3 separate regions of the Mus musculus genome follow, and all the other regions are linked to region 2. A link is a loop called in an ENCODE intact Hi-C map of the cell type or tissue named here. Cell type or tissue: heart. All regions are shown on one strand. Region 1 holds the start of Grifin (galectin-related inter-fiber protein). Region 2 overlaps Lfng (LFNG O-fucosylpeptide 3-beta-N-acetylglucosaminyltransferase). Region 3 holds the start of Eif3b (eukaryotic translation initiation factor 3, subunit B).

Region 1 (8,000 bases), 51 kb after region 2:
AGCGGTGGTGTACTCATATTCATAAGATAAATAAATAAATCTTTTATAAAAAAAAAAAAAAAGGAGTTTCTACCTATCTTTGTTAGTATCTCTCTGCTACTTCCCCACCCCTACCCTGTACCCTCCCTCACCCCCATTCCTAGGAGTGATCCTAAGGGCGCATGCGCACCACAAAGGCACAGTGCTTCATCCTCAGCCTTCTGTTTACTCTGTTTACAGAGTCTCACCATACGTTTCCCGGGCTGGTATTGAACTCACGATCCTCCTGCTTCAGCCTCCCATTACGTTGGGATGACTGGCTACTGACATCAGGCCCTGCCATGTCTACTTTTCTCTGTTGCCTCCTCTTTGTCTCTGCTCGGCCCGCCGGTCCCCATTTCCAGCCCTACCCGTCTCTTCAGTGTTCCTTGGGGCTCACAACTCCTCCCCATCCCACAGATGTCCTGGAACTGGTGTGAGGTTATTTTAGGAGCTGGTGGCTCCCCTGGGTCTTTCCCAAGCGCCTTGGCAGGGATGGAACACATTGGAAGCCAGTCGGCTCTGCCGGGGCAGGCGGCCTGTGCTGCCTGAGGCTGATGGGAGTGTGGTTCAGGGACGCAGCACAGACTTCCTGGTGACAGAGGCTTAGGCAGTGGCCACAGCCTGTCCCTAAGGATTCCCGGGAAGGGCTCATTCCCAACCACAGGGACAATATAAAATGTCTCTCTCTTTATCTCTTTGTTATATTTTATTTTTGAGACGGGATCTTACACATCTTAGAGTAGCCTCCAATTTGCTATGTAGCCAAGGATGATCTTGAATTTCAAATTTTCTTCTTCTATCTGTCTGGTGCAGAGATGATGGGTGACCACCAATCATGTCCAGTTTATGCATTTTCGTGCATGCTGGGCAAGCAGTCTACCAACAAAGCCGCAGCCCCAACCCCCCCCTTTTTTTGACAAAATATGACCGTACCCTAGGGAGCCATGGAACTCACAGTCCCTCCTGCCTCCGTCTCCTGCCTGCTGAGACTACAGATGTGAACTATCTCAACTGTCACAGAGATTTTTCTATTGCTTATCTTTAAAAAAATAAAAAGAGCCAGGCTATGGTGGCCATGCCTTTAATCCCAGCACTTGAAGGCAGAGGCAGGTGGAGTTTGAGGCCAGTCCAGTCTCAGAGTGAGTTCTAGGACAGCCAGGGCTACTCAGAGAAACTCTGTCTTGAAAAGAATATTAATAAAGACCGGTGGGGTGCTGGGAAGACGGCTCTGTGGGTGAAGGGCTTGCTGTGCAAACCTGAGGACCTGGGTTCAATTCCCTAGTGATTATATAGAATCTCAGTGTGGCATGCCTATAACCCCAGAGCTGGGGGGTGGGTGCTGACAGGTTGGTGGAGCTTGCCCGCTAACCATTCTAGCCAGATTGGCGAGCTCCAGGTTCTGTAAGAGACCCTGCCTCAAATACAAGACAAAAGCAAGCAGAAGCACTAGTAAGGTAGAGAGTGACAAAAAAAAAGACAGCTGATATTGGCAACATATCATATGTATATGGGCACACACACATGCATATACCACACACACGTGGACACACACACACACACTTTTTAATTTTATTTTGAGTGCATAAGTGTTTTGCCTGTGCACCACATACATGACTGGTCCCTGCAGTGAACAGAAGAGGGCGTCAGATCCCCTGGAACTGCAGTCACAGATGGTGGGAGGTGCCACGTGGGTGCTGGGAATTGCATCGGGCTCCTCCGGAAAAGGCGCCTGGTGCTCTAAACTGCTGAGCCATCTCCGCAGCTCTCTACTCTGACATTTTCTAAGTGCTCAGGGTAAAACTTAATTATATGCTTCACCTAACTCAGCGTGTCAAAACTTACTGTTTAAACATGGAATCAATATGAAAATCATGGCAGGGATAATTACCAGCAGATAGTAAGTGCAGAAATCAGTGGGCGTTGCTGGGTCATTGCGGCTCATGTATATGTCATGGGTCGATCTCACCTACCCCCTTTCCTACCCACTTCCTGTCCCCACCCCAGCCCCCACCATCCCTAATGCACCCCCCCATCTTTATGCTTTTTGGTCTTTATGTTTTTTGAGGTTTCCATATTTGAAAGAAAACATGTAACACTTTTTTTTTTTTTTAGTTTTTCGAGACACGGTTTCTCTGTGTAGCCCTGGCTGTCCTGGAACTCACTTTGTAGACCAGGCTGGCCTCAAACTCAGAAATCTGCCTGCCTCTGCCTCCCAAGTGCTGGGATTAAAGGTGTGTGCCACCATGCCCGGCTAACACTTTTTTTTTTTAATTTAAATATTTTTTTACACAAGGTTTCATATAGCTGAGGCTGCCCTTGGACTTCAGATTTTCAGGTCCTATATAATAATAAATAGGCAAAGTGATGCAGGATTGTAGGCTCAGCACTTGAGAGGCTGAGGCACCCATGTCTCAGGGAGCTCAAGGCTACCTTGGACTAAAGAATGAGACCAACCATGTCTCAGAAAGGGAGGAGAGGGCTGGCCATGTAGCATAGGGGAGGAAACACTTGTCTAGCATGCATGAAGTCCTGGGCACCATCCCCAGTACCCCATAAACCAGGTACAGTGGTATACACCTGTAATTTCACACTCTGGAGGTGGAGGAATGGGGATCAAGAGAGCAAGAGTATCCTTGGCTACGCAGTGAGTTTGAGGGCAGCCTGGGCTACGTAAGACTCCGTCTTTGAAGGAAGAAAGGAAGGGATTATTAGCATGCCTTTTGTCCTGATTTGGGAATCTAGTCTGTGTTATAGACTCATATCTCCATGGAATATTCCAGAAGTTCAGTGGGCGCATTCTGTCAGTCTCTCTGTCTACAAGACAAACTACATGAACACAGCCTTCCCAGGGTCTACTGTGCATGAATGCACTGGTGGTCTATAAATGCCCCTGCAAGGCTGAGTGAGGTAGTGCACATGTGCCTCTCAAAAGCGTGAATCTCCATTACTGAAAAAAAAAAAAAAAAAAAAAAAAGCAGGGCTTGGCTGTGCCCACCTGTCACTCAGGAGCTGGGGGTGGGGTAGAGACAGGAATGCCACTGGGGCTTGAGGTTAGCATCTTAGCTTCAGGCTCAGTTAGAGATCCTGTCTCAAAGGATAAGGCAGAGAGAGACAGAGCAGGATACCTGATTCCTCTTCTGGCTTACCTAAGCATTTTCGCGCGCGCGCGCGCGCGCGCGCACACACACACACACATCTTTAAAATAGCCGGGCAGTGGTGGCGCACGCCTTTAATCCCAGCACTTGGGAGGTAGAGGCAGGAGGATTTCTGAGTTCAAGGCCAGCCTGGTCTACAGAGTGAGTTTCAGGACAGCCAGGGCTACACAGAGAAACCCTGTCTCGAAAAACCAAAACCAAAAATAAATAAATAAATTAGTTAATAAAATAATGCTCCTGTCTGGTGAGCCGTGTCCCCTCCCTGGTTCTGGGGCTCAGAATTTCCGCACCTACACCTTCAGCACAGCGTGAAGGGGATCCTCCAGACACTTTATTGTCTGGTTGTATTTACAGCTCTTCCTTCCTCCAATCCAGTCCCCGGGTCTGTTTATAGCGCTGGCGCTTCGGCAGTGTCCCTGGAGCCCAGCATGCATCTGGAGAAAATATCTGGCTCCGTCAAGGTCAGATGTGAGTAGGCAGGCATGTTCTTGCCTGCACAGCTGGCCCTAACCCTGTCTGCCTCAGTGGCCTCCTCAAATTGTGTTTCTGTTCCAGACAACCCTCTGTGGGCCATACCTCAAAGGTGGCTTCACATTGGCTCCTTTCCTATTGGCATTGAGTCAGTTTGGATGGTTGGGAGGGAATCCCTTCAACACCCGCCCCCACACCCTCCAGCACTATCCTCTGTTACAATGTGCCACATTTATCCGGGCATTTTTTCTTTGACTTGGCTCCTTACTGCCCCCTGGAGGTTGCTCACAGCAATGCACCATCAGGGAAACAGCCCAAAAGGGAAAGGGAAGGTTCTTGTCCAACAGGGTTGTGAACAAATATGAACACTCTTGATGGTTGCAAAATTAATGGGTTACTGGGAAACACTGACTGAGGAGTTTGGCTCAGAAACTGACAGATGTAGCCGAGAAAAGATGATTCCCCTTCATCATGACCGGGAGCCTCCAACTTTCAATCCTCCTGCCTCAGTGCTGGGATTATAGTTCTGTGCCACCACACCCAGATTGTTGTTGGTTTGGGTACCTTCCCATAACCTAACTCCTGTTCATTCTACAACAGCCACCCGTAGTGCCTCCTCCTCCTGAAAGCCAACCCAGATGGACCTCCATCCCATGCTTCCAAGGGATGTGTTTAGGGTGGGGACTCGGGCAGGCATACTGCTGGCTTCAAACCTTGGCTCTGTGATGGTCTAGCTGTGTGTCTGTGCTCCTACATCCTTTTCCAGAATATGGATCTCAGAACCAATCCCAAAGGCTGTCAGCTTTAGAGATGCCTGTAAACTGGCCAGTAGGTATCTGACAGGGAGCAAGCCTGGGCTACGCGAAGTGACCACTTCTTAAAAGCAGCCTGGGTGTAGTGGCACAGGTCTATAATCTCAGCACTGAGGAGGCTGGGATAAAACTTGAAAGTCGGAGGCAAGCCTGGGCTAAGTAAGGACATTCTTAGAAACACATGAACAGGGGAAAATGGATGAGGGAAAAGGATGACGTGGGGAGGAAGAAGAGAAGTGGAGGAGCCAGGGAAGAGGAGAGGGGGAGGAGAGTTGGCACTCAGCACTGGCCAGGGTCTGGCCAAGATGTCCGCCTACACCGCGCCCCGCCCCCCATCCTGGTGTAGCTCCTCCCCTAAGCTGGGTGGAGACCAGCTCCTGCTTAAGAACCTTCAAAGTCAACAGCTCCAGGCAAAACCGCACATCCGGGTGGAGGTAGGAGGTGCGGGTGCTGCCTAAATGGCAGGTCTGTTAGTCTCAGCCCTGAACCACCTCACCTGGCAGCAGGCCCACCAGACAGCACGGCATAGAGGACTACTGCCCGCCACACCATCGAATCTCACAAAATCCAACCAGGCCAGGGCAGAGGCAGCCAAGGAAGGAGCTGGGTTCCCTGACATTGGTGTGGGGGCAAAGTGCATCTCGGGTCTCTCCTTGGCCCATTCTGTCCCCGGGGCTGTAGCTGCCTGGGTCATTGGGAGTTGTCACAGCCTCCTGCTCCAACCCTACCAGACACAAGTCCCAGCCACTCAGAGGGATGCAAGCACAGGTCTGTGTGACACCATGGGGCAGAGTCCAGTTGTGGGAGCACGTCCAGCCTCCATCAGAATGGCCTGGGGTTCCAACACTTCCCAGCTGTAGAGACTGAGCTGGGTGGTGGGCAGCCGCCAGCTTTCCTACCACACAGACCTCATAAGCCGGAAGGGGGAGGTTGAGGCTCACAGGGGATGGAGACCGTTGGAAGCAGGCATCTTTGACCTCTCTGTCCCTGGCAGCAAAATCTGGGCCTCATGTCTCAACAGGTATGGGGCTCCCCCGCCCCCATCCCCAGGCTCCCAATTCCAAGCTATGGCCTCCAGGCTGCAAGAGCCGGAGAACAAGGTGCCCACGTCGATGTTCCTCTCATCCTAGGAAAGATGGAGGTGGAGTGGGCTGACCCAGTTCCCCTGCTCAGCCACATCTGTCTTGTTTACCTTCCTTCATCAAGGAGACAGGCACTGGGTGTGTGTGTGTGGGGGGGGGGGAGCACTAAGGGGAGGAGGTGACAGAGGTCAGCATTAGCAACTCCAGCACGTGGCTGTGAAGCACAGAAGGCCACTGGCTCAAGGTAGCCAGGGGGTTAGAACCTGTCCACACTCCTGACTTGTGGGCTTTGACCCCAGCCCTGAGTTCTGGTACCAACCAGCACTGTATTGCACATCCAGAGAATTTGAAGATGGACATCTCGTCCCAGCAGCATCCCTACATAGGGGAAAGGAGAAGGGGAAAGCCATGAAGCCGGCCTGCAGTCTCCTAGTGGGCCCTGCGGCCCAGGGCTTTAGTGTGTGTGGTTTTGAGAGACTGTCACAGGGACCTGGGACTTGCCAGGGTCTCCTGACTGGCTGGCTGGAGACCCCAGCACAGACCACTGTGTTCTGTGCCTTGCACAAGTGCTGGGCATCAAACTCAGATCCCCCTACTTGCGCAGCAAGCACTTACTGATGGTACTTCTTCCCCATGGCCCTCCAGGAAGGTGAGCATGTGGGGTCTGCAGACTCTGCACCCAGCCAGGCAGGTCCAGCAGGCTCACCCCAGGGAATCTCTGTTGCTCTGGGCTGCCCCCTGCAGGCTCAGCCAACCCTGCCATGCTAGTGAGCCATCTCTGTGTCCTGCTTGACCTTGGTACCCATAGCTCCCTGCCAGACTGTGTCCATCCGTGCAGCGGTATCTGGGAAGAGGCAAAGCAGGCCAGAGGCTCAGCCCTGCCAGGGCCTGGAGAGAAGAACGGTGGCAGAGGGGACCCACGGGGACAGGAGAAAAGGAGACACGTGCTTGTTACACACTCATCTGCAGGCTTTACCCCCAAGGCTCTGGGCCCCCACCACAGCTACACTGTGACCCAACTTCCCCCTTCAGAGAGTCCCAGAGGCCCCCATAACCGCCCCCACAGACTTGGGCTTCTCTCCTCCATCCTTGAGGTGGCCTCGAGGGCCCCAGTGGATCCTTCTCATTGGCTCAGCCCAAGAGGCAGCCGGCCAGGAGAGGCGTGGGGGTGTGGGAAAGGCCCTCCCCATCTGTAGACTGGACACTGGAATGTGCTGAGCAGAGCCAGGCCTAATCCCCATTCATCCCCTTGAGGCCACTGAGCCACTGCAGCGGGGCAGCCCTGGGATGGAAGGGGACTGGATCAGGGACACATTCCCAGTATGGTAGACAGTTGATGGATGGTCAGACTGAGGTCATAAGGTCAGCCAGGGTTCTATAGGAGGACACACTTTCTTCACTCTTTGAGACCGATGGGGTCAGTGTGAGGCTCTGGAGTATGGGAGTTGGGGGGGGCCCTGGTTACACCCTCCCTACAAAGATGGGTGATGTATCCCCAGATGTGCACAAGACCCTGAATAGTGCTGGTGGCAGAGCTAGGTAGACCTGGGGAAGTATGTTGAAAGGACCAGTGTATTCACTGATGAACCCAGGGCAAGAGCGCTGCCACTAAGCCATGTACCCAGCCCCCTCTCCAGCAGGGTTAGCCTGAGGGGGGAGGAAAAATGGGGCACAGAGGTCCATGTGACCCAGACAAGGCCCCTAGAGGTGGGGCCCCCATGCCCCGCCCCAGCGGGCTCTGCTATATCTCCAGCTGCCTCATCCCCACACCCAGTGGCTGAGGGCAATGACACTGCAGGTGGGTAAGATCCACAGCCCAGGGAGGTTGCAAATGCTGGAGAAGGAAGTGGAGTGGGGGGGTGGGCGCCTGGTGGGGCCACCTACTCCACTATAGAGCTGGGAATGTTTATAGCTTCTCCTCAGCCCCCAAGCAGAGAGGCTGTGGGGGTAAGGTTGGACCACCACACCCAGAGCAACATGGAAGTAGAGGCTTGGGCTTGGTGGGAGCCGGTGTCCCTGAATAAACAGCACACTTGATGGGGAGGAAGGAGGTTGCAGCCCTCTGGGGCTCTGTCCCCTGTGTTTTGCCTTCAGTTCGAAGCCTTCTGTGCAGGGGGTCTGGCCCCTGGCTGGAGCCTGACTGTCCAGGGACATGCAGATGCTGGAGAAGAGAAGTAAGAGCCTCCCTCGCTGGGGTCGGGACCCTCCAGCCACACTCCTGACCCTAATCACACTCTCCACCCATAGGTTCGAGATCAACTTCTTAACAGACGCCGGAGACATCGCCTTCCACGTCAAACCTCGATTCTCCAGCGCCACGGTGGTGGGCAATGCTTTCCAGGGAGGACGGTGGGGGCAGGAGGAGGTGTCCAGCATATTCCCACTGACTCTGGGAGAGCCCTTTGAGGTGATGGGGTCTGTGGGAGGAAGGAGAGGTGGGGTGGGACACCTAGGACCC
Region 2 (8,000 bases):
CCTTCTGTCCTCTTGGGCTCCCTGAGCCCTGCTCTGTGCCGGGTGCTTCCACCCTGCCTGCGTTCCTTCTACAGGTGACCCTTCATGCTGCCCCTTGCACTCTGGGCGTCCCCCTCCCCACAGCTACAGCGAGCCTTTCCTGGTACTGCCCTACCGCCACACTCCTGAGAATCCCATCTCCATTCACAGGCAGGGGACCCTGTGCCTGGCGCCCACCTGCTCATCACCGAACGGCCCCTTCATACTCTCTGGTCTTTGCAACGTCCGGCGCCTGCCTTCCCTTAGCCACCTGGCTTACTTGGCTCTTCCTGTTGGTTCTGAGCTGCCTCTAGGGTGGGGCTCTTCTTACACCTCCTCCCCACATGACTCTTCCCTCAGTGCCCAGCCAGCCCTCCCCAGACAGCAGGTGCCAAGCTGAGCCCAGGTCACTCCCTGGCCTCTCAGTGCTGGCCACCTTCTTGGTGCCAAACCCTCTTTCCCATTCATTCCTGAAGAGTGGCAGCTTTGTCTTCCCCTTTGTTTTTGCACTGACCACACTTGTCATCTCCAGGGCAGTCTGGGACATAGGCGACGCAGGACACTGCCCACTTTCCTCTCGGTTTCATTCTCACCCAGGACAAGCGGCAGTGCCCTCTGGAGCCCAGCCTTGGGGGCTGGACCTGTGACGGCTGTGAATGTGCCCCCAGCCTCAGAAGGCCCCCCCCACCCCCCGCTGGGACTAACCACTAACCTCACTCTCAGCTGCCATGGGCACTCCTGGCTGACCCTGAGCCAGCAAGCGTGACCCTAAGTCTAGCCTGGAGCCAGGGCTAGAGTGGTCATTTCTTTGTGGGGTGCTGCCAGGGAGGGGCCAGACCCACAGGCTACTCAAAGGGCCTAGAGACCCCTCCCCAGGCAGGTGCTGCCCCAGGAGGAGCATGTCCTGGGGTCCGGGGACTGAAGTCCATGTGGCCTCAGCCCCCCACACCCAGAACACCGCTTGCCTAAGGTGCTTTTGGCTTTAGTGTGTGATGTTTGCTGTGCTTCTGGGCTGAATTAGCTTCCAAATCAGGACCTGGAGCCTCTACCCTGGCCCAGCCAGCCAGTGTGAGCTCTGGTCTGTGAGATGGGCAGCTACGGGCCAGTGGAGCAGCATGTGGTGGGAGGGGCAAGGCTGGGACCCAGTGGTTTACAGACCTGTGGCCCTCCTGGAGCAACCTGGCAGCTACGGATCCCAGAACCCCCTGGGCTTCAGCTCCCCCAGAGGGGAGAGGCTCCACGTTGCTTTCCTTCCCCAAAATCCCTTTCTTTGTGCTGGTGTCTGGGACCAAAAGGAGTGGGCAGAGGACTCGGAGGGCCTAGGGGTCCCAGTCGGGGCATCTGTAGCTCCTAAGCACGACAACATCAGTGCAGGGGACCCTGGCCTTGACTCCAACTGGCCTGGCGCCAGGAACCTCCAGGGCCAGAGCAGCCCAGCTGCAGCCAGCCTGCCCACTATGGGTATGTTCCTGGCCTAAGGTCCGGAGGGAGGTTTGGGGTATCCCTGCCTGGGTGCCTGGGTGTGCCCTGGGGCCTCTCAGAAGCACAAATGCTGCCCCCTGGCCGTGAGCAGGCCACAAGGTGAATGTATATAGCATGAGAGGCGGGCACTGCCCGGACGTGGCTGTGAACTTGTGCTGTCTCGGGAGTCCTGACCTTCTGTGCGTGAGTGCCCCCATCTGTGACGTTTCACTCACCGAGGCTGAAGAAAGGAAGCAGGGGAAATGAAAGCAGGGGTTTCTCGCCCTGACCCCTGCGGAGGAGACGGCTCCTACCACTGCGGTTGGCTTCATTTCGTTTTCCTGATTTCTGGGGTGCCACTTACCTACTCAATCCCAGTGGTCCACCCCCACATCCCCAGGGAGTGAGCAGTCCAGTGCCAGCTGCCTGTGATTGGTCCCCAGTCCCTATTACCCAAGGGGACCCTACAGCTCTGGTGGGTAACAAGGAGGGCTAAGCCACCAAACCAGAGCCCGATCCCTTGCCGAGCCAGGAGGAGGGATCTGGCTGAGAAAACTGATAGGACTGGAGGCCCCCACCCCAACCAACACTCTCTGGTTTATGTGAGTAGCAGAAGATCCCGGCCTGGAGCATCCTTCAAGCCCTTCTCCCTGTGCCCACCCCGCCCCCCCCCCCCCCCATATCACTATGCAATTCTTGACCCCAGCTCCAAAGCTTGCCCTACCCGGTCCCAGCTCTGTCCGGCCCAGAAGGTGGCTAGCTGGTGGGCCACAGGTGACCAGGGTCTCTTTGTTTTTCATCACAGCGGTGGTGTGCCGCACCCTTCCTCCCATATGTGATTTTGTGAGATTGCCTCCCAGTTACGGTCCCTCTGCCTGCATCTGCCCCCAGTGGACTATGTCATCTGAATCGAGCCAGCCCCAAGTTCCCCTCCAGCCTCTGTAGGGCCATGGCTGTGTGTTACTGTTGCTGTGCTTTCATTTTTTAAACTGGGTTTGGGGTTTGATTTTTATTTCTGTGGGGAACTTTATTTTTCTTGGCAAATAACTAAAGTTCTTGTCCATGTAATTTCTGTGGTCTCTATTCAGCTTGGGTTTCATGTTTTAAAATAAACAATTTTAAGAAACAGCTCTCTCTCTCTCTCTCTCTCTCTCTCTCTCTCTCTCTCTCTCTCTCTCTCTCTCATTCTCATCATGAACACTGTACACAGAGTAGCTCAGGCTAGGGACACAGGGTTGCTGAATGAGGTCTGTGGGAGCAATTGGCTGGGAAGGAGCCGTAGAGTGACACTATCTAGTATTCATTTCGACTGAATTGCTCTAGCTGCTGAGTCAGGAAGGGATGAAGGACGTATAGAAGCCAAGGACCAATCAGAAAGCTCTGTACTAAAGCATGGCTCCAGGGAGGGGCTGGGGCTGTGGCTCAGTGGTAGAGCCCCTGAGTGGTAGAGCCCTGCCTAGAATTCCCCAGGGAGGCTCTGGAGGCGTGGCTAAGTGGGAGAGCCCCTGCCTAGAATCCCCCAGTGATGGGCTAGAGTGTGGCTCAGTGGTCCTACCTAGAGGCCCCCAGTGAGGGAGCTGTATGTGAAAGCTGAAACAAGGTTCAAGGGAGGCGAGGGTCCAGCAGGAGGCACTGGTCCCCCCATCAGGAGAGTACTTGCCAGTCTGAATCCACAATGCCCAGAGGTTTATGTTGAGGAGGAAAGTGGATGGTAGTTCTGCTGAGAATGCTTGTGCTGGCACCTGCGGCTTGAGCCACACTGATAGGCAGCCCGAGACAGCACATGAGCCTTCTACTTGACTCCCTTATTGCATAAATCAGACATTAGAAGGCCAGGGATGTATTCAGGACTTTGAGCATTCACCTAACATATGCGAGACCCATGGCTCTATTTTCAGCACTACTAAGGGAGAAAGACCAATAAATCAGAAGGGAATATATTTAGTATCACATGGAACTTACGCCAAAGCAAAGGCCTGCAGTTCTTCCTGGTTGTAGCCCTAGATCTGGGGGAGGGTCTCTGGAAAGCTGGCACTCACACTGGGAGTCCCAGGGTGGGAAGTTATCAACTGTGGCCACCAGGCGGCAGCCAAGGACCATGGTGGGTTGTGGTGGAAGTGGATGATGCCTTGATGGGACCTCTAAACTCTTGACAATACCTAAGCAACCTTCAATATGGGGTGCCTCTTGGTCCTAGGGTCCCTTCCATGGATTTACATATGTAATTGCACAGAAAGCAAGGCTGGTTAGTTTTAATACATTCCCCCCCTCTTATTTTACTTATTTTAATATTTTATGTGTATGAGTGTTTTGCCTGCATGTATGTCTTTGCATCACATGCATGCAATACCGGCAGAGGCCAGAAGAGGGCATCGGGCCAGTTCTAAGCCACTGGGATTCGAACCTCAGATCCTCAGGAAGAACAGCCAGTGCTCTTAACCACTGAAGCTCTCTCTCCAGTCTTACTTATTTTTCACGATGGAGTCCAGGCTGGCCTTGGATTCTATGTATCCAAAGATGTTCATGTGATACTCATTTGAACCCAGGACTTGGTTCATGCTTAGTAAGCACTCTACTGACTGAGCCATATTGTCGGTTCTCATGGATGTGTGTGTGTGTGTGTGTGTGTGTGTGTGTGTATGTGTGTGATATGAAAGTACACGTGGGCTATCTCAGAAAGACGACTATCCTAGAGGGGACAGAGGTAGAGGGGATGAATAGGTCAAAGCATGTGACAAATGGAGCTATCTTAATGAAATTACTGTGTACAGTGGAAATACACCAATAAAAAAAAATTGCCAAAAGACCACTGAGATGACGCAGATGGCTAAGGTACGTATTGTTAAGTCTAGTGACCTAACTTGCACATGACACACAAAAACCATTTCTCAAGGTTGGAGAGATGGCTCAGAGGTTAAGAGCACTGACTGCTCTTCCAGAGGTCCTGAGTTTAACTCCCAGCAACCACATGGTGGCTCACAACCACCTGTAATGAGATCTGACGCCCTCTTCTGGTGTGTCTGAAGTCAGGTACAGTGTACTTATATATCTTTTTAAAAAATGTTTACAAATGCCAACCCCCAATATTTTTAACCTTTTTTTATAAGTTACATGCATAGGCGTTTGTCTGTATGTACACCATTCACGCTTGGTGTCTGTAGAGGCCAGAGGATGGTGTTACATCCCCTAGGATTGGAGACAGTTATGGGCAGCCCTGTGGGTGCTGGGAATCGAACCTGGGTCCTTGCTGTGCAAGAGCAACAATCATGGAACCATCTCTCCAGCCCCAACTTAAAAAAAAAAATTTAAAAACATTAAATGCCGAGCATGAATAGGAAAAGATAAATTTTTTTTGTTGTTTTGGTGGGGGAGAGGTCAAGGCTGGGGTCAGGTGGCCCTAGGAGAATGTGCCACAGGCTAGGCCAATGGGTCTGACAAATTGCTGTCTGCCCAGGGCCTTCTGCTTCCTCTTGAGACCTCATGAGGCCCAGAACAGAGGCTGAAGCCACCCAGCGGGCTCTGACTTCTACCATCAGAGGTCCAGCCTCAGGGAGAGACGAAATGGCTTTGCTCACTGCCCTTCCCAGCCTTCTCCTCACCAGGTCCCTCCAAACCCCACCCTGGGGTGCATTTGTCTGGGCTGTGCCAAGCTTGAACACCCACAAACACATGCTGACTTCTGCTCACACGCTGTGGTTTTGGCCTTCCGGCTCCAGCAGTGAGGCACCTCTTCCAGGAAGTCAGCCCTGCTGACCCCAGAGGGGAGGGAAGTTCAGAGAGGGAAGTTGAAAGCTTCAACCCTACCCTGCCACCCTCTCCCAGACCCAGCTCATCTCGAGAGAGGAAGCTGGGTGCCTTCCTGCTTCTGCACCCTCCCTGACACCCTAGAGCTTGCGTGGTGTGCAGTGTTACTTTTATTGAGAGCTGGGAGGGGAGGAGCATCATTCAGTAGGTAGCCTAGGCTGGCCTTGAACTCTTGGCGATCCTCCTGCCTCTGCCTCCCCATCCCTGAGATTTACAGGCACGAGGCATCAGTGTACCTGGCGTTTTATAAACTTTTGGAAGCCCCAGGACAGGATACCTGACTGAGTAACTGACCAGAGAGGAGGGCTCCTCGCTAAGACCCTCACTGAGGCGGCCAGGCAGCCAGTCATTGGTGGCGCACGCCTTTAATCCCGGCACTTGGGAGGCAGAGGCAGGTGAATCTGAGTTCCAGATCAACCAGGACAGCCAGGCAGGCCTACACAGAGAAATTCTGTCTTGAAAAAAAATCAATTAATCAATCAGTCAGTCAGTCAGTCAGTCAGTCAGTCAGTCAGTCAGCTTGCTTCCCTCCTCAGGAGAAACTCTTCCGCCTGCTCTACCTGGGAGTTGTTGAAGCCACTGGCTAGACCCTTCCTGGGCCCTCCCTACTTGGCTTCTGTTTCTTAGATGATTTTTTTGACCTCACTTGGTAACCCATGCTGGCTCTGATCTCACGACCCTCACAATCCTCCTACCTCAACAGCCTCATGAATAATACTAGGTTAGAGACCTATGCCACCTCACTGGGTTCCCCTCCTGCTCCGTGCTGAGGTTCTGCCCTCCAGGCTCAGGACCACCCTCTGGCTCCAATCAGAATGGGAAGCTCACCCTGGCTGGGGCCCCCAGCTCCATGCCGGCGGCGAGGTTGGTGCCGCTGTACCACACCTCTGTGGCTGCCAGCTCTGTGCCAGCTGCAAGGGGCTTTTGACGACCAGAGCAGAGGGTAGCAGGCCTCTGACTCATCCAGGCAGGAAGGAGGCTCATGGCCCGTGTGCAGACTGCTCCACCGTGACCTTTCCACCCTTACAAATGTCAGCTTCCTCATCTAGAAGTAGGGCCCCAAGCCACCGCCACCAGGCCCTGTATGCCAAGGACCACGGCCACCACTGGGGATCCCCTACTCTGAAAATCCCAGGCAGCTGCCTCAGGCCTTAAAAAGCCAAACTACAAAGCCAAGGTGGGGTCAGGCTCTGGCCAGTCACCCCACAAGGCAAGAGCAGTTACCAGCAAGGGCCATGCCCAGCCCACTTGGGGGTGCTGAACCCACAGCTGTGAGCAATGTCTGGTGGAGTGCAGGACAGATCTCTAATCAAATGGTGTGGGGAAGAAGGCAAAGGACACAGGGGTGGCAGGTAATGAGGACCTAGCCCCGTGAGTCCGGGGTCAGGTCAGAGCAGGCAGCCACCTACAGAAGGGCAGCAGGTGGGCAGCACTAGCCTGCTTCTCTGTAAAGGAGCGGAAACAAGGAGACCACAGGGAAGGAGTGTGGTGAGGATCCCCCGATCAGCCAGCCTCTGTGGCTGGATTTGAGGAAGGTCCCTGAAGAGCCTCAGAAAGATCCGAGTCCTCGCCAGCTCTACCCACGAGTGAGCAGCCTGGGTACTGCCCATCCTCAGAGGATACATGACAGGTGTATCTCATGACAGATGAGAGGCCAGGCAGTGTCAGCAGAGTTGACAGGGAACGAAGATCTAGGGGGGGTGGGGGTCATCCACCTCAGCAGCCTGGCTGCCTGACTTTGGTCATCCTCATTTAGCCTGCTTTGAGCCTCAGTTTTCCTGTCTGGAAAATGGGTCTCTGGCCAGCCCCCACTAGCCACTGCACCTCCTCCAGAAAGGTCTGGACACAGTGAGGTTGACACAGGGCATGACCTGATCAAGCAGCTACCGCCATCAGCCCTGTCCAATTCCCACCTCCCAACATGGTATCAACCCATCAGAGGCACATCTACACCAAGCTGGCCATACTTCATCTATTTTAACACTAGTTTCCCTCCCAAGTCGTAAACTTGTTGAATTCTTCTTCTTTTTTTTTTTTTTTTTTTTTTTTTTTTTTTTTTTTTTTTTTTTTTTGGTTTTTCGAGACAGGGTTTCTCTATATAGTCCTGGCTGTCCTGGAACTCACTCTGTAGACCAGGCTGGCCTCGAACTCAGAAATCCCCCTGCCTCTGCCTCCCGAGTGCTGGGATTAAAGGCGTGCGCCACCATGCCCGGCTAACTTGCTGAATTCTTACCAATTGCCTTCTTCTCTATGTCATGACTGGGTCTCCCCTGCCCTCATCTGAAAGTCCCCTCGAGTTACCTTGATGGACAGGTGGCTTAGCCCCAACTCCCAAGCAAGACTAGGGCCCCTTGGGTTGCTGCAAAGAGCACCTTTATTCAGAGGAAGGACGTCACCATAGCAACAACACATCAATTCCCTGAGAGCTTTTCCCTTATCATCATTAGCTTGCCTAGTTAAGGTCTTTGCAAAAAGAACACAGAATACAGCCCAGGGGTAGGGGAGTGAGGAGTTGGGGGTGGTGGGGGTGAGGTAAGTCTTGGGGTGCTGGGGAGGGTTGGGGGGGAGCAGGATTCCAGATACTGGAAGGCATAAATACAGTACTAAGGCACTCATTGTCCAGCTTTCCAAAGACCAAGCCTGTCTGGCTTCCACTTTTTTCTGATCCACAGAAAAGATAAAATAAGACCCTCTCCAGCCCACCCCAGAAAACAACC
Region 3 (8,000 bases), 200 kb after region 2:
GAAAGTGCTTGCTACCCACAAGCCATGGCCCATGCTTCCAATCCCAGGACTCGGGCAGGCAGACCTCTGTGAATTCAAGGCCAGCCTAGTCTACAAATCGAATTCTAGGACAGCCACGGCCACACAGTAAAGACTCTGTCTCAAAAAGCCACATCTGTGTCCTTCCTCCCAATGCTGTGAGGACAGAACCAAGGGGACCTCAGGGGCTTGCTGCGCAACCCGTCTAGCTGAAATGGTGAGCTCCAGGTTCAATTAGAAACCCTATCTTAGGAGCTAGAGAGATGACTCAGTGGTTAAGTGCATCGACTGCTCTTCTAGAGGACCTGGGTTCAATCCCCAGCATCCACATGGTGGCTCACAAGGTGTAATTCCAAGATCTGACAACCTCACACAGATATACTTACAAATAAAACCCTAATACACATTAAAAACATTTTTTAAAGGGAGAAGGTGGAGTAGGGAGGTCATGGCGCACACCTTTAATCCCTGCACTGGAGGCAGAGGCAGGCAGATCTCTGAGTTGGAGGCCAGCCTGGTCTACAGAGTTCTCCAGAGTGAGTTCCAAAAGGGGTGAAGCTCAGCAGCAGCACACACCTGACACAAACCTCTGGTCCCCATGTGTACACGCACACAGAGAGAAATGTGAGCTGAATGTAAGAACGCCCCCACGCTCCCAGAACCTAAGAAACCAGGACAGAAAGACAGCCATGGCTCAGGCCATCCAGGTCTACACAAGAAGATCCTGCTTAAAACAAGTCGTCATGACTAATGCCTGCAATCACAGCTCAGAAGGCAGAGGTGAGCAGAGAAGTTCAAGGCCAGCCTAGTGAGTTCCTGAACAGCCAGAGAATCACGGCGAGACCTGGTCTCAAAAAGAAAAGATGGAAGGGAGGAGAGGATGGGGAGAAGGTTCAGCGGCTAAGATCACTTGTTATTCTTCCGGGACCAGAGTTCAGTTCCTAGCACCCACATGGTGGTTCACAACCAGTTCCAGACTCCAATCCCCTCTTCTAGCCTCCAAAGGCAAGTGCATACCTGTGCTACACAGACATCCATGTAGGCAAAACACCCATTCATATAAAATAAAAAATAAATAAACAACAGAGCTGGACAGATGGCTCAGCCATTGTAGAGTACTTGTTGCTCTTGCAGAGGACTGAGGCTCAATTGTTGGCTCACAGCTACTGGTAACTCTTAGTTTCAAGGAATCTGATGCCCTCTGTTGGTCTCCACAAATACCAGTCACACACGTAGTTCATAAACATGAATGCAGGCAAATACATACAAAGTAAAATGTAAAAAAAAGGGGGGGGGATACAAATAAATAAATGAGTAATGTATGTTTAAGTATAAAAGGCAATTCTGGGCCAGCAGGAAGGCTCCGTGTGTAGAAGCACTTGTCACACAAGCCTGAGGACCTGAGTTCAATCTCTGGAACCCACTGCGGAAGGAGAAAACCAGCTCCTGAACACTGACTGTCCTGACGGCGACACAAATGCTCAGCACCAACTAACTCACCAAATGACTTTTTTCAGGTCACTGCTGGTGGGCTGGGAGTACGGCTTGGTAGAACCCTTGCATGGCATGCGCCAGCTCCTCGGTTCTACCACACTAGTCCATTGCATTCCGTGCTGGCTAATTTTATGTCAACTTGACACAACGAGAGTTACCTGGGAGAAGGAAACCTCACTTGAGAAAATGCCCCCACCAGACTCGCCTGTAGGCGAGGTTGTGGGTTAACTTCTTGCCTGATGATTGGGATGAGAGAACACAATTCACTGTGGCAGTGCCATCCCAGGCTAGTGTCCCTGGATGTTATAAGAAAGCAGCCTGAGCGAGCCTTAGCAGCACTCCTCTATGGCCTCTGCATCAGCTCCTGCCCTCACTTCCTTGGATGATGGACTGACGTAAGTGGCTTTTGTCACAGCAAAAGAAACTTAATTAAGACACATTTCAAAGATGCCAGAATCAAGAGCAGGCAAGGAGTGAGGAGGTAAGAGGCAGATTTTCAACACAGCCATGCCACACACCTTCACTACAGAAACTCCGGGTTCCTTTAAAAGCCTGCTTACCATACAATTAAACAGCCTGCTAAGCTGGATCTAAACTTAACAAGACACAATAAAGAAAAGCCCAGCTTCCATACAGACTAGACTCCTTCCCAGGAGCTCAAAGTGCTCCTAGCCTGTAACTAACCATCTGCTTCTCCTGAGAAGCGCAGAGCAAAATATCCTCAGAACGCAACACACTGCTTCTTTCCATTTGCTTGGGTTTTTTACACTTTATTGTGACATGTATAAATGTTTTTTGTGTATATGTGTACCACATGATCACTCCTGAGTTACAGAGACTTGTGAGCCATCATGCAGGAGCTGGGAATCAAACCCAGGTGCTCTGGAAGAACAGCAAGTGTTGAGCCATCTCTTCAGCCCCCTTCTATCTGTCTTGTGATATAGGGTCCCAAGTACCTCGGGCTGGCTCTGCACCCTCTATGTAGCAAGGGCTAACCTCAAACCTCTACCTTCCAAGTACTGAACTGCTGGCATGCACAGCACACTAGAGAAAACAACTTGTTCATTATCAGTAACAGAATAGGAGGCATATACTGATGTGAGGATTCCACACTGCTCCTCCTGGTAGAAACCAAAAGGCTGTTTCTCTTCTCACCCTGATGACACTGTGACACCCTGATGCCCAAAGCCAGATGGCCTTAAGAGTTCCAACCATTAAGGGCCAGATTCTCATTACTCTCCCTTTCCCTGCATACACTGGACGGGACCCACTGGGCTCCTAGCAGACTTGTTGAAGGCAGGCTGGCCTTGCAGTCACACCAGCCAGCATCCCCTGACTCCTATAATCCCCAATTCTGGAAATAATATACATACTGGAATCTGTGAATTAAACGGGTTCAAATATTCTTTAAATACTCATCTTGCAGTAGACTGACCCATTTTCTTCCCAGTACTTACAACCAATTCTAATTCAAACTCCAGTTCTAAGAGAGCCATCCAATGGCCTCCATGGGCACTAGACACACGGGCAAAATGATCCTGTGCAAAATTTCAATTAAAAACAAATAAACAAAACAAAACAGACCTTTGAAAAGGGGAAAAGATGCTGGTAGTGCCTATGGGCAAATGGTTTAGCTCAAAAGACGCTTGTTGGGCGAGCAGCAGGACTTGAGGTAAGATCACTCCTGTAGGCTAGCACCCAACTCAAAAAAGCTGGAGGGGCACGGAGCCGCATTCCCAGTGCTAGAAAAGTACAAGGACCTACGTGGCCTGCTGGCCCAGCCAAATGGTGAGGTCCTGTCTGAAACCATGAAGTGACAGGGACAGCCCAGACCCAAAATAGCCAAAGGAACCAAGGATTCAAAAGGAGCTTCAAAGTCAAAGCTTAGGCTCTAACATGGGGAAAACAGGTACATTAGCAAGCACTGGAGTCGGGCGAGAGTGGGAACCCAGAAACCTGCTCTACCCAGATAAACGTCCTCAAGGCTGGAGCCTATAGATTCCTCACATTAGTTTATCGGCTTCTCACTCTTAGCCATCTTTCAAGAAATAAGCCAGGCATGGTGACTCACATCTCAAATCCTGGCAATCTGAAAGTGGAGGCAGAAGGATGGGGATCAAAGACAGCTTCAGCTTCATAAAGAGCTGGCCAGCCTGGACCATGCCAGACCCTGTTTCACAACAAAACAAAACAACCCCCACAAACATACAAAAGGATTAAGTCAAACAATGGTGACATCAAATGACGACCTCTTGAAATATTGTAAGTTCTAAGTTGACAACTATATTGGGGCGCTGAATTTTCATGGTAGTTCAAAAGCAATTGTTTGGGAGTACATGTCTGTAGGACCAGCACCGTGAAAACTGAGAAGAACCAAGAGTTCAATTTCAGCCTGAACTACATAGAGAGGCCCTGTCTCGTTTAAAAAAAAAAAAAAAAAAGTGGTGTTCTTAGGCCCTTTGGCCCTTGGTATTAGCCACACCAACACATGAAGGAACTGGCTCAAGTGAAGTTGAAACGGCAGAGGAACACATGCTATCAACTGTCAAAAAAGATTTTAGGAATCTGGCTCCTGTGCAGGTAGACAGAAACAATGCCTTTAAAAAGCCAGTCACCATAGAAGAAATCATGAAGTAAGCGGCCAAACGAACAATGTGAAAAAGCAATGGTCCAGGGTACCGACCTAGTAAAAGGAAGCAGGTTGGTAATGTGCTTGGGTCCGATGGCAATGCCTTACTACGGAAACCATTGGGAACACAGCAACTGGTCAACCCTGGAAACCCTTGGCCAGGAAACTGGAATGCCCCCAGATAGTCCTGTTCGTCCTGCCCTCCACCAACCCCCAGGTGCAAGGGCTTGCCGCAGAAACGGACTCCCCAAATGGTCCCCCACTGTAGAGGAAACAAGATCGTTGTAACCGGGAGACCTCGCGCCCTGGCCGGGGACACGATCGCCCTTACCTTCCTCGCTCACGTCGTCTACGAAATCCTCGGGGTCGCTGAAGGAGGGCTCATCTGCCTCTCCGTTCTCCAGAGCCCGCGGCTCCGCCTCAGCCGCGCTCCCATCAGACCCGCCCTCCTCCTCCGCTCCAGCCGAGGGGTGCCCCCGGGCCTGCTCGCCAACGGCCTCTGCCTTCCCGGGAGCAGAGGGCTCCTGCGACGGGGACCGCTCCGCCGACTGCGGCGTGGGCGAGGCGGCCGGACTCGTCGCCGTTTCCTCTTCGGATTGGGCCGCCGGCTTGGCCCTCACTTCGGGCTCCGGTCCGGCCTCGGCGTCTTCTTCGGCGTCTTCCGTCTGCCCCACTTCGGACCCCCCAGACCCTGCCGCCTCGTCCGTCGGCGGCGACTCGGAGGCCGGCTGCTGCCTCGCGGGCTCAGCCCGCTCCTCGGCCGCCTCGGGCACCGCCACGTTCTCAGCGTCCTGCATGGGCCCGCGCTGCTTCTCACCCGGCTCGGCCGCCCTGCTTCCGACTCCCAGAAGTCACCGCGCGCCGCTAGCGCGGAGCCATGTGCGTGCAGCGATGGGATCGTACCAAGATGTGGCTCGGGGGAGACACCCACGCCCTCATTCCTCACGATCAGCCCGAGAAAACTCAGATATGCATAAAAATCTAGAAACAATTAAAATAATAAGTTTCAAGATATGCAAGTTTATTTATAGCCCAAAAGGTTTTTTAAGGTAGCAAATAAATTCACAAGGATATGTGGCTCCCCCATTCTAGCTAAGAAATAGTTGCGTCCAAGATGGTAGAAGTTCCTTTGCCTCTCCCAGCGGGCGCTACGGGGAAGGACTGTACTATCTGGGGAGCATCAAGTGGATTCTCAAATGATTAACACGCGTAACTGTATGAAGACAAAATATGTGACCATAAAATAATGCCAAGACAACTGAAAGCTCCACACATGATTCTTTGTAAGCTTTGCTTTTAATCAGACAGACTGCTTGACTGACATGACTGGCTTCGCTCCCCCGTAAGGTCTTGCATTTTAGACCGGTCCACTGACGGGGCAAAAGAACGAAGGGTTCCAAAATTACGCGAGGAGCTCGCCGACAACCAGGGGCCGCCAACACACACAAGAATGACTGCCCGCACAATGCAGAGTCGTGTGATGAGCGGCTTTAATCTCAATGGCCATCCTCACTGCAGCGGCTCGCAATTTAGCGTTGGCCCCAGACGTGAAAGTCACTGTGATTCTGTCTGCCGGTGACTGCGGTCTTCACGCGCGGGAGAGCGCGATCACGTGGGCCAGCGTGGGGTGGACGGGACGGAACCTTCGTGGAGTGACCAGGGGGACCCCAAGAGTGGTTTGCTTGAAAAGATAGTCAAGATTTTTGATACTTCCAGTTCAAAGTTTCGAAAATCTTAATAAGAACTAGTTGAGGGGACTAAGAGCTTAAGAACACAAGTTTCGCTCTCAGTACCCATATGGTAGTTTACAACCATCTCTTAACTCGAATTTTTTTTTATGCGTATCAGTGTTCTGCCAGCAAGTCTGTCTGTGCACCGTGTACAAGCGGAGGCCGAAAGAAGGCATCGTATCACGCGCAGGACTTAGAGTAGACAATTATGAACCGCATGTCGTTGCTGGCAATAGAACCCAGGCTCTCTAGAAGAGCAGGCAATGCTCTGAACTGTTGAGCCTAATTTAAAAGACAAAACAACAACAAAAACAGTTGAGTCACCTCTCTGGTCCCAGATCATTCCTAAGAAAAAACAAACAAAACTTTCCTTTTTTTTTTTTTTTAAAGGACCTGTTAGTTGACCAGGAAGCATAGACTTGGAATCCCAGCACTGGGGAGACTGAGGCAGAAAGATCATGCCAGCCTGTGCGATATAAAGACTAAACCACAAAACATGTGAACACGGGCTGATGGATAAGTTAGTACTGGGCTGGCTGAGGTTTTTTTTTTTTTTAAGATTTATTTATTTATTTATTTACTACATGTAAGTACACTGTAGCTGTCTTCAGACCCTCCAGAAGAGGGGTCAGATTTCATTACAGATGGCTGTGAGCCACCATGTGGTTGCTGGGATTTGAACTTCAGACCTTCGGAAGAGCAGTCGGGTGCTCTTACCCACTGAGCCATCTCACCAGCCCCTGGCTGAGTATTTATGATCTACTCAGAAGTATTTATGATCTACTCATCATTTCTTGCTGTTAATCCTGACAATTGAGTTCTATCCTGCAAACTCATATTGTAGACGGAGAGAACTGACTGGGGCCAGGGGCGCTGATGTGCTAGGTACCCACTAAGTAAATTAATTTACTTTTTTTGTTTGTTTGTTTTGTTTTAAGAGACAGGGTTTCTCTGTGTAGCCCTAGCTGTCCTGGAACTCACTTTGTAGACCAGGCTGGCCTCGAACTCGCCTGCCTCTGCCTCCCGAGTGCTAAGATTAAAGGCATGCACCAGCCTGGCTAAAGGATACTTAGTTTTTAATTAGTGTCTCTTCTAGGACTGGCAGGCCCAGACCTTTGAGAGCCCAAAGCCCCAGTGTCTGGATTCGATCCAAATCTTGAGAAAGGCTTATGGCTCCGGGTTCTAGAAGCCAGAGACTTATCATGGCTGTAGGTGCTGGGGAAACAGACTTTCTTCTCTAGGTTAGGTTGCCAGGAGCCCCACACAAAGCATCCACTGTAACCCTCCACCAAGTACTTTTATGGCTCTCAAGCCCTGAGTGTTGAGACCCATGGCTCCTCAAAGATAGTGCTCTCCCATTCTCTTTCTCACTTTCTCTGTCTCTCCTTGAGACAGAGTTTCCCTGTGTAGCTATGGCTGTCCTAGTACTCATTCTGTAGACCTGGCTGACCTCAGATCCCCCTACCTCTACCCTAGTTCTGGATTAAAGGCATGCACCACCATTGCCTGTCTAGCATCACTCTCTAGCTTCAGGTAGGCCTCTGCTTAAGAGTCCCAGCTCTTGAATAGCAGAACTCATAACCCTGCAAGCCTGTCCAGGCCCAAGGATAGTTTTGCGTGTAGCCCAGCCTAAACTCGTGTACTTACTCAAAAATAGTTTTGCAATTTTATTTTAAACTCCACTGCATAGTTCTCAGGCGTGAAGTCTGGATGTCAAAGGGTTGGATGCACCTCTTCTCAGAGCTTGGCAGCTCTCTGGAACTCTTCCAGTCACCAAGCCACGGCTTTCATCTTCAGCTCTTCAAAGCCTTGCCTGTAACGTCTCTATGGTTTTTCCTCCATACCTCTGCTTCCCGAGAACTGTCCCCGGCAGCTCTTCACCTGCATTCAAGTTGCCACTGTCCTGTCAGAGCTCCACTCTGTCCTCTTGTATTACCGGCTGGGCTGCTGAGGTTCCTGCTTTGTTAAGACAAGCTGCTTAGGCTAGAGATATGGCTCAGCGGTTAAGAACACTGACTGCTCTTCCAGAGGTCCTGAGTTCAAATCCCAGAAACCACATGATTGCTCACAACCATCTGTAATGAGATCTGATATATAATAAATAAATTGGCCAGGGGGGGGTGGGAGGT

The links. Hi-C counts contacts between places; a loop is a spot of excess contacts. Peaks named below come from ENCODE experiments on the same cell type or tissue, not always from the same donor. Only the 100,000 strongest peaks of a DNase experiment are listed, where the experiment ranks them.
Region 1: a loop joins it to region 2, with 5 times the contacts of the local background. A loop is called at or near these places in 22 of 42 quality-filtered maps.
Region 3: it touches region 2 in a loop (2.0-fold over the local background); 5 of 42 quality-filtered maps call a loop at or near these places.

Annotation. Positions count from the first base shown.
Region 1 is chr5:140,564,382-140,572,381 of GRCm38, reverse strand. Grifin (galectin-related inter-fiber protein) reads left to right here and starts at 7,315. Exons shown (of 5, transcript NM_030022.1): 1 at 7,315-7,340; 2 at 7,637-7,716; 3 at 7,790-7,949. The coding sequence starts at 7,329. In heart, CTCF peaks have their summits at 3,942 (motif pointing left) and 6,281 (motif pointing left); DNase peaks (open chromatin) are centred at 501, 3,621, 4,851, 6,701 and 4 weaker places; H3K27ac peaks cover 2,511 bases; H3K27me3 peaks cover 660 bases.
Region 2 is chr5:140,615,185-140,623,184 of GRCm38, reverse strand. Lfng (LFNG O-fucosylpeptide 3-beta-N-acetylglucosaminyltransferase) reads right to left here. Exons shown (of 8, transcript NM_008494.3): 8 at 7,640-8,000. It overlaps Ttyh3 (tweety family member 3), which reads left to right. Exons shown (of 14, transcript NM_175274.5): 14 at 1-2,608. Among named protein-coding and RNA genes, the nearest start is that of Lfng, 12 kb to the right of the region's middle. In heart, CTCF peaks have their summits at 3,599 (motif pointing right) and 4,510 (motif pointing left); DNase peaks (open chromatin) are centred at 3,124, 3,554, 5,234, 6,284 and 4 weaker places; H3K27ac peaks cover 847 bases.
Region 3 is chr5:140,416,299-140,424,298 of GRCm38, reverse strand. It overlaps Eif3b (eukaryotic translation initiation factor 3, subunit B), which reads right to left and starts at 4,994. Exons shown (of 19, transcript NM_133916.2): 1 at 4,473-4,994. The coding sequence starts at 4,938. In heart, a CTCF peak has its summit at 5,558; DNase peaks (open chromatin) are centred at 4,978, 5,288 and 5,558; H3K4me3 peaks cover 3,402 bases; H3K27ac peaks cover 2,651 bases.